Regions from separate parts of the Homo sapiens genome. Here region 1 is linked to region 2. The links are chromatin loops, found by intact Hi-C in ENCODE. Cell type or tissue: endothelial cell of umbilical vein. All regions are shown on one strand. Region 1 overlaps PTPRR (protein tyrosine phosphatase receptor type R). Region 2 overlaps PTPRB (protein tyrosine phosphatase receptor type B).

Region 1 (2,500 bases), 100 kb after region 2:
ATCACATGATTCCATTGTCTAAATGTCATCCATACTTCCCAATTGCCCATAGCAGTATTTCCCAAAATATTTATTACCTGTAAATCATTACCTCTATAACATATAGAATTATACTATATGACTTATAAATTAAGTCATCTTTTACAAAAAGAGGTTAGTACCCAAATAAATATGGGAAACATTGGGTTAAACAAATCTGAACCATATTCTTTTTACTGCAGGACTTCTCAGGGTCTTCAGTATGTTAATGGACCCTGTGAATTTCCAAGAAGGTATTGTATATAATCCTATTTGTCCGTTGGACTCAATTTTATTATACCTACTGTATTTACATACTTAACTATTATATTTATATACTTATTGATAATTCAGTTTAGAGCAGCCCTGATCAATAGAATTTTCTGAGGTGATGAAAATATTATCTATCTGTGCTGTCCAAAAAATGTAGCCTCTAGCTTTCAAGCACTTGAAATGTGGCTAGTAAAAACTGAGAAACTAAAGTTTTAATTTTATTTAATTTTAATTCATTTAAGTGTAAACTGACCTAGCCATAAGTGGGTTCTGGTTGCTCTACTTGACAGTGCAGGCCTAGAAGATGAATGCCAAGAGGGGTACTTAGCAAGATAGAGCAGATCCTTAATGATCATCCCAAGGCCTCACCAACAGCTGCTTTCCCACGTGTATCATATAATCTAGCCCCATGGACCTAGGGCAATCTCCCAAATGTTCTATGTTTTTGCAGATTTTATGCTTTTGCACATATTGTTTCCTTTGCCTTCTCTGCATGGTAAAGTCTTCCTCATTACTCAGGGCTCAATTCAGAAAATACTGTCTTTCTGAAGTTCTCCCTGACCTTCCCAGGCAGAATTAGGCATTCTCTTCTTTGCTTGGGTCCCCTGAGTTTTATTTTAGTATTTATCATCTTGTATTTTAAGTGCTTAAATTTCTGCCTGCCCTCAATGGAGTGTGGTGAGCCCCTAGAGGGCAAAGGCTGTATTTAATTCACTTTTGTATCCTTTGTGATTTCTATTTGGGATGTGGCTCACAGAGGGTTTAATGTCAGAATTAATTTCTATGAGAAAGAGTTAAAGCCCTGTTTTTGACTTTCTAGATATTTTTTTCTTTTCTTAGCAAAGAGGACAAGAAATCTTTCATGCCTTTCAGTATCCACTGATTGTTAGAAGTTTCCATAAACATCCTACACCATTCAGGCTTGAAAAGAGGCCTGCTTCCTTCAGTTTTTATAATGCCTATGATGTATATGATTTACTGGTAAAGCTAAAAACTGCTTAGAAACAGTTTCCCTGTAAAGCTAAATTATGTTGGTAATTAGTAACTTACAGTATTTTCCAAGTATTTAGAAGTTTCCAAATCCTTTTTATTAAAAATTCAGAGAGGGGAGTCTCACTTTGTTGCCCAGGCTGAATTGCAGTGGCTACTCCCAGATGTGATCACAGCTCACTGCGACCTCAACCTCCCGGGCTCAAGTGATCCTCCTGCCTCAGCCTCCCAAGTAGCTGGGACCACACATGTGCACCACCATGCCTGGCTACATTTTGTATTTTTTGGTAGAGATGAGGTTTTGCCATGTTGCCCAGGCTAGTAATTAAACTTTTTTTGTGTGTGTGGAAATGGGGTCTTATTATATTGCCCAGGCTGGTCTCAAACTCCAGGACATGAGCCACTGTGTGTGGCTCCAACTACTTCCTTTTACAAATGCAAGAATACAACATATAACTGAGTATGGGGAAATGTAGGTTTCCAAGAAAAACTCTTGTAATATATAGCTTGTACTAAAAAAAAAAGCCAAGAATTAAACAAAAAATGTATAATCATCATCGTTTTCATCACTACTGTTATAAATGAATGAAAATGGGGCTCTTGAGTACTTTGCTTTTAAAACTGTAAACTTCTCTATACATAGATGGTACCCCTATTTCCTGGAATTGGTTCTGAGGTTAGAAATGGATTCATCTTCAGTTAGATAGGGAGGGAAAGAGAAACTAACATTAGCTGAGGGCTTACTATTAGTTGGAACTTTGACAGACATTTTACACATACTATCATTTAATTTTCTCGGTAGCCTTGTAGGAGAGTATTGTTATCACTACTTTTGGGAATAAAGGATGGCATAGGGAGATTAAATATCCTGCCAAAAATTATAAATGTTTTTGTTGGGGTAGGAAATCAAATCTAATTCCAGTATCTTGCTTTAGCTACATAACTTGTTGCTTTAATGAGTGGTTCACTTATTTGCATATCTACTCTGTGCTAGGTACTTTATATAATAAAAAAGGAAACATAATTTAAGTAGGAAACATTATTAGATGTTAAAATTTTAAATATAAAATGATGACCTGAGTAAATGGCATTCTTTAAGTGTATCTATATTATCTTATATTTGTATCAACACACTGCATAAAAGAAATATGCATACAATTTATTATTATAGTGCAGCACTATTCACAATAACAAAGACATGGAAACAACCTAGATGCCC
Region 2 (2,500 bases):
TGGCGCCGTGGCTTGTGCCTGTGATCCTAGCACTTTGGGAGGCCAAGGTAGGCGGACTGCTTGAGGCCAGGAGTTTGAGACCAGCCTGGCCAACATGGTAAAATCCTGTCTCTACTAAAAGAACAAAAATTAGCTGAGCCTGGTGGCACACGCCTGTAATCCCAGATACTTGGGAGGCTGAGGCACAAGAATTGCTTGAACCTAGGAGGTGGGGGTTGCAGCGAGCCGAGATTGTACCACTGCACTCCAGCCTAGGCCTGGGAGACAGAGCAAGACTCTGTCTCAAAATGTAAAAATAATAAATAAATAAATAAAAGTTCTCCTGAGAATTATGCTGACATGCTGAGAGCCCCTAATGTTCTGTGATCTTCCATTTCCAAGTTATTTGAGGTGAGTGATAAAATATTGGAGATGACAGAGATGCTTGTCCTGTGAAATACTAAAAGTCGCTTAGTTTAAGCTCTGTAGGTCTTTGATCATCATCCAGTGGATATTAATATTTGGAAGATGAGGAGATTACTGCAAGACACATTGGCAAGCTAAGTGGGTGTCATGATCCTTTTCTTTGACATTGTTCTAAGAAGAACAGTGAATCCATGTAGTTATTTCCCTATTATCAGGCGAACTAAGAAAGAAGGTATTTGAATTTCACTCTAAATATGGAGTATTTCACATTACAAGGATTATCAAGCAAATGTTGAACTTGGAAGTGCAACTCTCTTATTTGACAATATGAGTACAAGTATTTGACAGTATGAGGATACTGAAACATGAGTCTTGGTATTCTTGCTGTCACGATTATATTGCAAAGCTTTGGGCAAGTTATAACCTCTTTGAGCCTGTTTTCTCATTTCAGTATCCTTATTCTTCCCTTCCCTAAAATCCAAATATATCCCTCTCCACTTTAATCACTCTTCATTGGTACCTGAAATCCCCACATTAGTCAACATGAGGTCAAGGCAATGGTTCCCTAATGCTGATCACTAGCAAAAGGTTCTTCTTTTGTGGGAAGGGTCAGTGTTTGTTTTCAGAATGTATGCATCTTACTCTTTTGGTGTTTGAAATGGCTTTCTTTCATGAAATAATGGAGTTACTAGTGGAAGTGATTTTAAATGTTCTAATTTGACAAATTAGGTGTTAGAAACCCCATGTTAGCCTTAAAGTCCTTAATATCTCAAATTCAGAAAACACCAGGGTATGATATTAGCAGTTACGGCAGTTACCTGGGTTACCTGGGAGAGGGAACAAATTACTCTTCCATTGGTATTAACATCTTCATATTTGCCTACCTGTCCTGCCTTGGCAACGCTCAGAATTCTTCAAATTTCCACTCTCAACAATGACTTCCACCTCATACTGTCTTCCCGGTACGAGCCCCGTGTCATCCATGACATACTGTGTTTCTTCCTTTCCCACAGTGATGTTGAGCAGCACCACAGAATCATTGAAGAGTAGGATCCGATACTGCTCCCAGTCTCCAGCAGGGGGCGACCAGCTCACTACAAGAGACCTCATCCTGCCATTATTGTTTGCCTCCAGGTTTGCAACTTTGTCTGGAACTAAACGGTGAAATGATGTCAAAAAGGAGATATTACAGACCAAAAGTAAGGATACTCATTTACTTTTCTTGGGCAGCAGTAGATAGGAGACACAATATCTGCAGTTCAAAACATTTCTATCCCCTCTTGATGTCTGTGGATTGCAAATGAGTGTTCTTTATTTCGGAGACATTTGACACACAAGAAATGTCCGCTAAAATCATTTTAGTGATATCAGTAATGTAATCTTCTGTTGTAGTGTTAATAATCTAGTGATATGTGGCATCCTTTGTAAGAGATATTGGATGTCGTGATCATGAGGCATTCCTTTCTTTCTTTTCCAACTAAAAAGATTAATGTTCTTGCAAGATTAAGTTCTTTTTTTTTTTTTTTTTTTTGCTTAAAAACATTCAAGGTCTCTCTATAATCTGCAGAATAAAATGTCAAGCCCTCTGCTTACATTTTTGGCTCTTTAAGTTCAGACCCCATATCCTTCCAGTCTTAACTGAGACTACTTTCTGAAGCCATCCTCTCTCCTTCCCTACCCTTTGGAAAGCTGGCTTCCGGTTGTATGTTCTGTAGACCTGCAAGTCTCCTGGGCCCTTCTGCCTCTGGGCCTTTGCTTATTTTGTCCCCTCCACCCCAAAAGCTCTTCCCTCTTTTCCCTCTTTGTCACAAACGTTACATTTTTTAGGTCCTTATTAAAGATCATTTCTATTTCCTCCAAGTTTTTTTTTTTTTTTTTTTTTGAGACAGGGTCACACTCTATTGCTAGGCTGGAGTGAAGTGATGCAATCATGGCTCAACCACAGGGCTCAAGCAATCCTCCCAGCTCAGCCTCCTGAGTAGCTAGGACCACAGGCACATGTCACCATGCCCAGCTAATTAATTTTTTTTTTTTTTTTGTAGAGACGAGGTCTCATTATGTTGCTGAGGTTGGTCTCAAACTCCTGGGCTCAAGC

The links. Peaks named below come from ENCODE experiments on the same cell type or tissue, not always from the same donor. Only the 100,000 strongest peaks of a DNase experiment are listed, where the experiment ranks them.
Region 1: it touches region 2 in a loop (7-fold over the local background); 7 of 110 quality-filtered maps call a loop at or near these places.

What each region holds. Positions count from the first base shown.
Region 1 is chr12:70,691,911-70,694,410 of GRCh38, forward strand. All of the region lies in intron 8 of PTPRR (protein tyrosine phosphatase receptor type R), which reads right to left. Among named protein-coding and RNA genes, the nearest start is that of PTPRB, 56 kb to the left of the region's middle. In endothelial cell of umbilical vein, a CTCF peak has its summit at 984 (motif pointing right); a DNase peak (open chromatin) is centred at 981; H3K27ac peaks cover 184 bases.
Region 2 is chr12:70,588,675-70,591,174 of GRCh38, forward strand. It overlaps PTPRB (protein tyrosine phosphatase receptor type B), which reads right to left. Exons shown (of 34, transcript NM_001109754.4): 8 at 1,290-1,559. Among named protein-coding and RNA genes, the nearest start is that of PTPRB, 48 kb to the right of the region's middle. In endothelial cell of umbilical vein, a CTCF peak has its summit at 1,476 (motif pointing right); a DNase peak (open chromatin) is centred at 1,507.